2 separate regions of the Homo sapiens genome follow, and region 1 is linked to region 2. Evidence: chromatin contacts called from ENCODE Hi-C or POLR2A ChIA-PET data. All regions are on one chromosome and are shown on one strand. The core of a region is the stretch at or near the end of the contact, and the rest is flanking DNA. Distances in the headings are between cores, read along the strand shown.

What was found. Hi-C counts contacts between places; a loop is a spot of excess contacts on that map. ChIA-PET counts read pairs that join two places held with the same protein, here RNA polymerase II (POLR2A). Pooled maps may share reads with other maps.
Region 1: a loop to region 2 is called in a map of naive thymus-derived CD4-positive, alpha-beta T cell, with 2.2 times the contacts of the local background. The contact joins two enhancer-like sites. A Hi-C loop is called at or near these places in 6 of 168 maps with a recorded cell type or tissue (CD14-positive monocyte, CD4-positive, alpha-beta memory T cell, CD8-positive, alpha-beta T cell and 3 more) and 3 of 50 pooled maps. POLR2A ChIA-PET finds 5 or more read pairs at or near these places in 3 of 52 experiments (CD4-positive, alpha-beta T cell, PC-3 and Panc1).

The regions. Positions count from the first base shown.
Region 1 is chr3:107,923,087-107,928,900 of GRCh38, reverse strand. LINC00636 (long intergenic non-protein coding RNA 636) reads right to left here. Exons shown (of 3, transcript NR_015394.1): 2 at 5,101-5,270; 3 at 1-1,028. Among named protein-coding and RNA genes, the nearest start is that of LINC00636, 43 kb to the right of the region's middle. RefSeq lists enhancers at 1,312-1,371, 1,382-1,471, 1,060-1,681. Within about 2 kb of position 1,265, at least 4 of the 41 ENCODE cell types and tissues checked have a DNase peak (open chromatin) inside an H3K27ac peak, as active enhancers do.
Region 2 is chr3:108,034,352-108,039,845 of GRCh38, reverse strand. It overlaps LOC124906265 (a long non-coding RNA gene), which reads left to right. Exons shown (of 3, transcript XR_007095995.1): 1 at 1-489; 2 at 1,274-4,048. Among named protein-coding and RNA genes, the nearest start is that of CD47, 54 kb to the left of the region's middle. Within about 2 kb of position 3,910, at least 2 of the 41 ENCODE cell types and tissues checked have a DNase peak (open chromatin) inside an H3K27ac peak, as active enhancers do.

The DNA.
Region 1 (5,814 bases), core at 16-2,515, 110 kb after region 2:
CAAAAGCCTTTTATGTCAAACAATATAGCAGCTAATAAATTGATTCTATAAATATATCTAATGTACATTTAAGCTAATATTAAATTTCTTTGGGTCTTCAGAGTTTTTACTGTAAAAAATAGCACAAAATAAAAATGCTTAATAAAGAAAGTTGTAAAATACAGAAAAGCATAATTTTTAGATAAAAATATATATTATAAAATATGCTACATACATATCTAAGATGAGAATGCCTATTTTTTCCCTTAAAAATGTGATTCGATCTCGTATTTGGGGGCGGGAGGGGCATGCTGCTGTGCTGTATCAGGTTTTGCCTCTTTTTCTGCAGCGTCTTTCAAAAACTGAAAACAATTTAGCCACGTTATCCCAAATGCTAGGTGTGGACATTTATTTCCTCATATATGGGCGGTGACTTCCACCATTGGGGCAAACGGACCTGGAAATGCCGAGATGTCCCAGGAAGTCTGGAGCTGATGGAGCCCGTGTCCATCTCACCAAGACCTTAAATATAATGCAGAGTCCCTGCTGCAAATCCATTCCCATCCGTGCTTTGAGACGGAAGGAGGGAAATTGCAGCTATTTACAGCAACCACCATCTGAGCAAGGACTGATTCATGCAGTACCTCGGGGAAGCTAGGTTGGAAACCCTTGTCAACATGCAGTCAAGTCTATGGTTAGAACTGGCCAGTGTGCGCCCTGCATCTGCGGGAGGGTCCGGGGGCCATTTGGAATTTGGTTTTTTTTTTGTTTGTCTGTTGTTTGTTTATTTGTTTTTTAGCCCTCTCTCTAAGGGCTAAGGATTCCATCGAGGTAAGGAATGGGCGGGAGTGAGTCCTAAGCGGGCGCTCCCGGAAGAGCGGCTGCGAGCAGCGGGGCCGCAGTTCGGCGGTATGGATCCTACCCCTGCCCGCCCCGAGCCGACCCGGGCTTGATGAAGTCCCGGGCAGCCCGCGAGGCTGCAGTGTGTCACGCACCAGCTCCCGGCGGCGTCCTCTTCCCCGCCGCGCGCAGTAATGGATCTCTGCGTCCTAAAAGAGGAAGATAATGCCGGTGTTAGCTTATAAATAGATGGTTGCATGCTCTCCCTGCGAAGCATTGATTGAGGCCGCTAAGCTGACTATTGATCTAATTTTAACTTACATGTTCGCACGCACCCTCCCCGCCTCCCTGTCGCGGCTTGGTGGAGCGCGGGGCACGCTGTCTCTCGCGGCCGCCAGAGGGCGGGCCACTGGTCCTCCCGCCACCCTGCCCGTCTGGCCTCTCTGTTTACGCAGACGTACAATGCTGGCCTTTATTGGGTTTGAAAAATAGGAGTTTGATTTTCCTGCACCGGGATGACCTCATCACTCATGAAAGTCGGAGGAAAGCGGGGAATCGGATGACAGGCAGCCGGGAAAATAAAGCTTGCATTTCACCTCCTCCCACTCCACCACCTACACAGAGTACTCGGGATGTGCTTCTCATTTTAAAACCACCTTGCCGAAGCCGGGAAGTGGGAGACGGCGGTAGGAGTGGAATGTTAAATTCTTCTTGGTACTCTGGCACTCGGTGTGCAGCGGCTTCTGTTTAGAAGGTTAATGTCACCTACTCTCTGCCTACAGAGCCTCTTGTAAGGGCGCTCTCCTGAACTGTCACTAAATGGCAATGCAACAACATTATCTAGGAGTGACTTGACTAACATATTACTAATTATTTCTAGACATAATTCATCTTGCCAAAGTTTAAGCAATGGTCATCAGCAATTTTATACTGCTGGCTTGTAAATTTCAAATCTGCTTATGACTTCAAATTATTAAGGTAGGGAATTACAGTCTATCATAGTTTTGCTTGCCGCCTTTTGGGACCACAGCACATCAGGATGGGGGTATAGGGTAAAGTAAATGAGAGGGAAAGGGAGACAGAAGACAAAGAAAGATGCCTTCCCTGAAATTCTCCAGCCCTAGAACTCAGCACGTGAACAAACTTTCCTCTGGGATTCAGTGAAACATATTAATAGGAGTCAATGTTTATCAGGCACTTGCTATGTCCCAGGCATTGTACTAACCGTTTTATATTTGTTACTTCATTAAATCCTCAAGACAACCTATTGGTTAGATTATATTATTATCCATATTTTAGAGTTGAAAAAAACTGAGGCAAGTTAGTTGCACAAAGTCGATTAGCTAGAAAGGGACAAAACCAAGATTCAAACCTCAGTAGAGACTGACCCAGAGCCTTGCTCCACATCACCATGTCGAGTGTCTTGACGACATACCTCCCTTGGCAAAGTCTTAAACTCTCTGCATCTCTAAGCAAAGGAGGGTGCGTGTGAAGAGAGATGGCCACTTTCAAATAAGGCCTATCTAGGCTGAAATGGAAAAGCTCTTCATAGGGAGAGCTCTTGCAAAAGTGAAAAACGTACAAAGAAATGATCATCCTCAGTGTTGCTCCTGATAATAGCTTATAGGATGGAAATAAACCAGAAGAAGGAAACTTCCATTAAGGGGACCTCACCTGGCTATTCATTCCACAAACATTTGCATACAGTGGACTGGCCATTGTGGTTGGCACTGAATTATGGTAATGAAGAAGACAGAAGTGCTCTATCCCCTCATGGAACCTCGTGAGAGAAAGGGGTTATAACTAAGTGAACAATCAAACACATAATTGTAATTTGTGATGATTACAAAGGGGCCTGGTATACTTCGGAGGAGGGAGTCAAGAAAGCCTGTCCGAGGAAATGCCATTTACACAGACAGATACAGCATGAGTAAGGGTTAGCCGGGTCCAGGATGGGCCTGGGCATAATATGGAGAGATATGAGGAAGCCTTGAGGAGGAAATGGTGTTGGGGAATGAGTGGGAGAGGAAGCTGGAGAGCTCACGTGGGATCTGATAAACCAGAGTAAAGATTGGTGACATCATGTTAAATGCAATGGGAATACCCCCTTAAGAGATTCAAGAATGAGAATAAAGCGATCCAAATTGTATTTTAGAAAGATTGCTTTGTTTGCAGTGGGGAGAATGGATAGGAGGTAGGATGAGGGAGTGAGTGTGGAGAGACTTCAGGAAGTTTGTGCACTAGCTCAGTGAGGATTGATAAAGGTTTGGACAAGGCCTGCCATAGTGGAAATTGAGAGAAGTGGATAAGCTATTTGCAGTTTGGTGATGGATTGGACAGGATGACTGATGGACAGAGCAAGGTCAAGGATCTCTCCCAGTTTCTGGCTTGAGGCACTGGATTGAATGAGGCATCATTTACTAATCCAGATGACATGAAAAGAGGAGCAAGTTGGGGAACCCTTGGTTTGGGCCTTTCCTATTTGAAGAGTGAAGGCTGCTGACCATCCAGTCAGAAAAGAGACTTCAAAAGTAAGGTTTGAGTGAGTTGCTGATATGGACAGAAGACAGGGAAATACTGGGTAGAAGAGGGCGATTCCCCAGCAAAGGCCCCACCCTCAAGCCTGGATACCCACGGCCCTAAATGAGGACAGGCATTCTTGTTTTTGCTCCCAAAAAGTTGCCCTTTGGCCCACCATACCCCCTAACCTGTACCCATATAAACCCCAAACCCCAGGCTCCAGAGGCAGACTAGGAGATGAGGAGACACACAGATGAATGGCGGAAAGGTGAGGCAGAGAAAGAGAGAAGAGAAGGAGCATCTGAAGGCTGAGAGGAGTTTGGCTGGGGACAGTCAGAGAGGAGTTTGGCAACTGGATGGCCAAAATCCAGGGTAAGATCATCTTCCCATTCCCTTGCCACTTTCAGCTCCCCATCCATCCTGCTGAGAGCCACCTCTACCACTCAATAAAACCCCTGCATTCATCCTTCAAGTCTGTGTGTGACCCAATTCTTTTGGGATGCCTGGGTACCAAGGGGCCAATGAGCTGGTTAACACTTAAGCCATCTGTGGATGGCAGAGCTAAAACAGCATTGTAACACTAGGGTTGCAGGCACCCACCCCTAGACGCTGCTGTGGGGCCAGAGCCCAAAAGTGCTCGCCCCAATTCCTGCACCTGCCTGTCTGCATACTCCCCCTCCCGTAAGGGGTTTGAGCTCATGGAGGTCGAACAGAGAGCTGCACCCCTTGTCACACACCCTGCAAGGGGGGGCCAGAGAACTCTCCCACCTCATTATCATTTCTTTATTGAAGTGACCTATTTGTCATTGTTCTTACCATTGCCACCACTGTCAAAAAGCTCAGCTTTAGTATTGCTATGTGTGAAGTGGAAGAAGAAAACAAGAAAGCTATGGTATATGTATTTGCTTTTTGATATGTTTTGGATCTATGTCCTTACCCAAATCTCATGTTCAGTTGTAATCCCCAATATTGGAAATGGGGCCTGGTAGGAGGCGATGGGATCATGGGGACAGAGTTCTCATGAATGGTTTAGCACAAGCGCCCCAGCGCTGTTCTCCTGATCCTGAGCGAGTGAGTTATTGTGAGATCTGGTTGTTTGAAAATGTGTAGCATCTCCTCCCGACACTTGGTCCTGCTCCTAACCATGTAAGATGCCCGCTCCGGCTTTGCTGTCTACCATGAGTAAAAGCTTCCTGAGGCCTCCCCAGAAGCAGATGCAGCACCATGCTTCCTGTAGAGCCTGTGGAACCATGAGCCAATTAAATCTCTTTTCTTTATAAATTACCCGGTTTCAGGTATTTCTCTATAGTAGTGCAAGAAAGGACTAATATACTTTTGTTACAAAACCTGGAGTCTGTGGCGGCCAAACTGAAAAAAACAACAAGCAGCAACTCTTTACCTGTATGTCACTTGCAGGACTGGTAAGCAGCATTGTGGTTTATAGCCCTACATATGAGGAGAATCACAGAAAGTTAGAACTGGAAAGGATCTCATTACACTCATTAGGAAACCAAAGACACAGAGATGAAGTGATTTGTCCAGGGTCACACAGCAAGTATGTAAGTGAACAAAAGCGGGGGTCAGCGAATAGGTCTCTGGTTCTTTCTTATGCCACCCTGCCTCTCAAGGGTTAAGACTTTCTCTGTTAGACACATATGCCTTATTCATAAGGACAGGATGCCAGGCTATTATTAAACCTGGGAATACACTTTCATTCAACCTCTGAGAAATGCAAGTGTCTAGACAATACATTCTCCTCACCATTCTGCAATTTTCCAGGACAAGAACCCCAACTTCCCTTAGCATAGCTTGGCATTTGGCTAGGCCCGAAGTCATCCAGCTTCTGGCAACAGATCATTCTCCAGGCAGTGGGTATGGACAGATCATTTTCTTCCTCAGGTCCAGTAGGATGTGCTCTTGCCTGTGGGAGCCTGCCAATAATGAAGGAAGAGTTGATCACCTGCTATGCATCAGACCCTTTACCTACTGAGCTCTCCTAAGTTATCATAAAGACTGGTTGCTCCTTTCCTTCTTGCTCATTCCTTTTCTCGCCTTCCATTCTTTGAAAATTTTAGAATTGGAGTGGAACTAGAAATCATTATTCTGTACTAAAGAAGCATCTCTGCTTTAGAGTCATAGAAATGTCTGTTTCTTCTTCCTGATATGTGTAGAAACATGAGATCAAATCAGTTGTCCCAGGACTTTGACTTATTAAGAGTGGCAACATAATTAAATTTTGCCACTACCAAGGTAAATCAAGAAAGATGAAAATGGTTTAAGTCTATTTATCCATCACACCGTTTTGAAATAAGGTTTTCTACAGCTATGATTTGTGGAGGTTATGGATCTTAGATGTTAGATACGAACAGTCCTATATCCCCAAATTCATTAATTTATTTTTGTCTCTTCAAGTAGTAAATACTACTGTTCATTCATTCATGATTATTCTGAAATATTTCATTTCTAGAATTATCA
Region 2 (5,494 bases), core at 2,661-5,160:
TTACAGGCGTAAGCCACCGCGCCCAGCCAAGTAAAATTAAATATTCTTGTATTCTTTTTATATCTCTGGAAAAGTATTAAATACATTCTTCCAGAAAAACCTTCGCTGAAGGGCTTGGCTGGACTAGTTTCCCACAGCTTATCCTAGGGCCTCTGGGTAGAATTGTTTTTCTTTATTGTGTGGATAGATCAGACTCAGTACGGAGACCAACAGGCTCTCTGTCTTCTCCTCAGAAGCAACTGGGATTCTCCAGAGCAGTCATAAGGTGACAGAAAGGCCCCAGAACAGATGTTTCGTGTGTGACAGAGCCTCCAGGGAGACGACTCTGTTGCTTTAACAGTGCTAATGAGGCCAGGTTGCCAGTGGGTCCTCACCTGAGCCAGTTACTTATTTATATGACTCCATCTTATTCCTCAAAGGGTTTAAAGTGCCCTGTTTGGGCCAGGTGTCTTCACACTGAGAAAAGCGGCGTTCCACGGTCACAGCCAGGTGAGTGCACTCGCCCATCGGCATGGGCATCCGAGGAGAGCAGGGCTGTGGTGGGTAAAATGCGCTCTGCGAAACCTCGCCTCTAACTGCCTTGCTCAAAGCAACCTGCCACAGAGGTCAAGAGCGTCATTTACTCATATAAAGAACAGTTCTTTCTCCTCAACCCCTGAGAAGCAAAGCCACCGTAATAATTTTCACTATACATAGGAAAAAATTTTTGTAATCAAAAAACGAAACGAAATTCCTGATTCAACACATTCCGAGGGCTGTCCAAATCAACCTGGCAGTGACATCAGTGCTGGTGAAAACCACATTTTATGACTCTGCCTTCACTCGTCCTCCTGGGCATTTTTTATTCTTCAAATTGGAGATAAAAATAAGGGTTGGTCTCTCAAGGTTAGGAGGGAGAGAGCAGCATATGTTCTTCAAAAGACTCAATAAGATAATAGATTTTTTTAAAAGCTGTTGCTAGTGTAACTTACTTATAGTTTCAAAGGGCTTTTTTAAAATGAAATCTTTGCAAGCAATAGTAAAGAAATCTAGAACCCCCTGAGGTGATGGTTAGAGTCCTGTCACGGATTTAAATCTAATTATTAGCCTGAAAGTAAAAAGGAGAAAAAACCGGCCGAGTGTCAGCCCGGAAAACAATAATCGCCGTGGTGGTGTTCAGCAGCCCAGTTATTAGTGCCTTCAAGGATAGTTCACCGCATTTATTCTTGCCCTTGAAAGACAGCCACAGAAGCTTCGATGTTTTCTGATAATTGCTTCTTTTTCCATGGAGTAGAGGTGCTTCCTGTGCTCCTAGGTTTCATCTCTTCTGAGCACCTGATGAAAAGCATTGGCTGTCAGTGCAGGCACTTAGAAGAGAGGCAATGTGCACAGAGCCGAGTGCCCCAGCCTGCACTTCCCCACCTGTGTGACCTTGTGCACGTAACCTGACTTCTCTGTGCCTCAATGTCTTCATGTGTAAAATGGAGATTAAATGAGAGAAAGCATGTCAGGTGGGTAGCATGGTGCCTGGCTCAATGTAAGTTCTCAATATGTGTAAGCTGTTTATCTTTTTCCTCTTATTATACTTTGGCCAAGGTGGAAAAAGCTTACCATGACACAGTCTAGCGATGAACATAACATATGCTGGAATATGTATTTTCCTATGCTGGGTTATTGGCAAAGAAGCAAACAGGACACAAAATGACTAAGAATATAAAATAATATAACAAGTGCAGCTAAGTTGCAGACATGTTCATTCCAAGCACAATATTCATGTTAGGCCACCCTCCGGTTCCTTAATGAAAGCAGAGGACAGAAGGTGACATTTGGCATTGGGTAATCCTATTTGCCCTTTCCTGGAATGCAAAGAAGGTGGAAGGAAAGGATCCCACTCCTGTAGCACACACAGAGGCTTTGGGACCCCGTGCCTCCTGCCAACATCACTCAGCTCATTCATTTATTTATTCACGTCAGTGACAGATTCTCAAGACCTCTGAAAATATGTTAAGAGCAGGCTCTCCAATCACACCAGAAAGAATATGATTAAGAACTTAGAGCTGTCTTTAGGCTAATAACCAGCAGAAACTAAATCCAAGTATTTGGGAGTGAAGATGGTTGTTGAAAATATTGAGGCCTAGTAAATATTATTTAGCAAATGGAAGTATTTCAGTCGGGGGTTTTGAAAGGCTTAGGTTTATACTGTAATCAGCCTGCTCTCTTCTCTAAAATGATTAGAGTCCTTGTTCCATCAGTCCTCCTGAGTGGCTGCGGAACGCAGAAAAGGCAGCTGGTGACATGCTGTGAATTGGAAGTGGCTTCTATTTACCTCTTCTCCACCTACTCATATGGCCACGGATGGTGCCCAGTTCAAGCAGGAATAAAACACCACGCGAGGCTAACTGGCCTAAGTCCTTCGAGTGGAGCGCAGAAACTTGCTTTAAGAGAGCCTGATTAAAGGCCCCAAGTCCATTTTAAGGCATGGTTTTCTATTAAGCCTTTAATGCTTACAGAAGTATACATTTTCCATAGAAAGGGAACCTAAACTGTCCTAATATGTGGGCAGTTTAGCTCCTGACTCCCAACTTGGCCAGAGGTGTGGTGAATCAGCATGTCACATTCCACTAAAAGATGCTTCCCTGTTTATGTTTGTTTGGTGTTTAGGAATGTAATAACTATACTAGAGTTCTTTCTTAGGCTGTGGTCTGCCTCTGAGGGAACTGAAAGTGATGCAGAGAGCCAAAACCAGCATCATGATTCTATCAGAAAGCGTATGTTTGTGTCCTTCATTAGGAACATTGCCGTTCTATGCTACCGAATGAAGAGGATCTTATTGATACCTCCCTCTCGCTTCTGCCTCCAAACCAATCCCTTGCTTCCTTCCACCCAGAAATAAAAGGACACTCTGAGTTATGGCATTATCAGTGAATTTTCAGTGGGTAGGATGTTCTGAGCAGTGAAAACTATAAATAAATTGGTTCTACGCTGGAATTAGCTGTGGAGCCGGAAAGATAAACACAGGACAACTAATTGCAGCCGCACGATTAACAAGAATGTTGTTCTAAGGAGAGAAAAAGTCAACAGCATTAATGAAAATTAAGCAGTATCTCAATGGTACTAGTAAATAAATAAATATATGTCTATGTTTAATTAAAAGCAAGACCCAATTATGTCTCACTTCTTACTGAGCTACTTAAATCAAGACAGTCTAATGTTAAATGAGAAAAATCAACTCAGGACACTGTCATCTGCATTTAATCAAGACTTCTGTGTCTCACACAAGCTTTCAAGATGGGTAGCGGTAGGGGTGTGTGTTTAGGAGTCTCATGCAAACTTCCCATTGCCCTGCAGTGGACAGGTCTATAGATCTCCAGTTGGAGTACAGAAATCTTCTAGAAGAATTGTGACTGTAAAGCCACTTCTATAACTCTTACTCTGTGATTCTGATGCAAACATACCATTTTGGGTTAATATAAGCAAAGCTTGTATCTAGAACTATAGCTAAAAGTATCAATGTGGTGTTATTTTTTTTCTGACAATAAAAGCAATACATAAATGTGCAGCAAAATGTTTACTTAAGGTTTTGCTTCTTTTCAACTAAATTTGTTTAGTACACATTAAAGGTCAGATGTGGGGAAGATAGATTGGGGGTCAGGGGTTGTTTCTACCTGCTTTGTCTAAATACCTTACCGCAGTCAATGTCCTTAGTTGTTTTGTGTCTACCCCCATTAACTGAAAACCCAAGGTGAGAAAGTCTTCCTTGCTGAGTTTAGTGACAGTTCTCTCCCAGGTGAAGGGGATGGGGTAAGAGGCAGAAACCCCTGTCTCCAGAGGAATCTGAAGAGAGAGTGTGCTTTGATGACCCCGGGGGTGCAGGAAGGAAGTGGGGCCCAAGCAGGCAATGACTATGCCTGGCCCTGGAGTTGCGTACTTGGCCCTTACTGTATCATTTCTTGTCTCACTTCCTCTCACTTGTCAGGAATGTTGCCAGGACTGGTGAAAAGACAAGTGAGATACCACGCCAAATAAAGCCAAATCCTTGAAAGAAAGATGCGATGGTCTACAAATCAAAGTAATTTCTTCTTTCACTATTACTGATGCAAATGTCTTTCTTTTCTTCATCTCACAAGGTTTTTTTGGTGTGTTTTTTTTTTAAATCTTTCATGAAAGGCTCATCATTTACTGGCTCTCTTACCCTGGAAATAACATTATCAGAAGCTATTTATTGAGCATTTCTTCTGTGCTGGGCGCTATGCAAGGCCGAAGAATACAGTCAGGATCAGACACAGTCCCTCCAAGATGGGGTATATAAATTTAGTAAATTTCTTACTTTCTCTGAACCTTGATCCCCTCATTTATTACATAGGACATTTTTTAAAATAGTAATACATACATCCTGAATTTTTTTTCCTAAAACAGGGTAGTGCTGTGTCACCAAGGCTGGAGGGCAATAGCATGATCACGACTTACTGCAGCCTTGATCTCTTGGGCTCAAGCAATCCTCCTGCCTCAGCCTCCCAAGTAGCTGGGACTACAGGCATGCACCAGCACACTGGCTAATTTTTTTAAAACTTTTTGCAGAGACATAGAGACCGGGTTTTACTATGTAGCCCATGCTGGCCTCAAACTCCTGGGCTCTAGCAATCCTCCTGCCTTGGCCTCCCAAACTGCTGGCATTACAGGTGTGAGCCACCATGCCTGGCTCTGGAAATGTTTTGAGGACTACATAAAATAATGTATATAAAAGGGCCTAGCAGAATATAACTAGAAGCTCAACAAATGTTATACATTCTTCCCCCCCAGTCATAAGCAGGAAAACAAAAAAAATTAAATCCACACATTTCCCCATTTCTTAACAGTTTTTTTTTAAAGGGTGGTGTTGGGAGAAACTTGAAACTTTTGATTAAAAAAATAGCTACTTAGGATTAAATAGCAAATCATAGGTCAGAAATCACAGGACAAGCAATTCTTTAAGCCAAGCTTTCCCTGTCAGGATACCTTCCACAGGGGAGCAGCCCCTTCACTGGCAGTGAGAAAGGTGCTCATTTGAATATCAAGCAACGGACCAGTGAAAATTGGTAGAGAGCCATGGAAATGCTACTGCTAGGTCTGTCCCTCATGACCTGATAGGCTCTGTGGACATGGGCAACCCCAGACCCTGGTGACAAAATAAGCAACAGACCCGTTTCCGGGTGCATCTCAGGTGAATTCTGCTCACAGCCAGAGGAAAATGAGTGTTTCTGATTCTTCCTCTCCCTTCGTCAGCTTTTCCTCTGGCCTTGCCTAGGTCCCCAGGCTTAGTACTAAAGTCCCATCATTCAGTCAGTTCAAATCCCAACTAAACTCCAGAGATGGCTGGGAGGGGCTGAGTGTACTTGGTGGAGGCAGAGGCCAAAAAGCACAGTGGATGAAGCATCGGGTGGTGGGGTGGGAAACATGGGATCTCACCCCTTAGCTGTTGCTGATGAACTGGGGACCCAGATAAGATGCTGTGGCTTCCTGCATCTCAGCTTGTTTG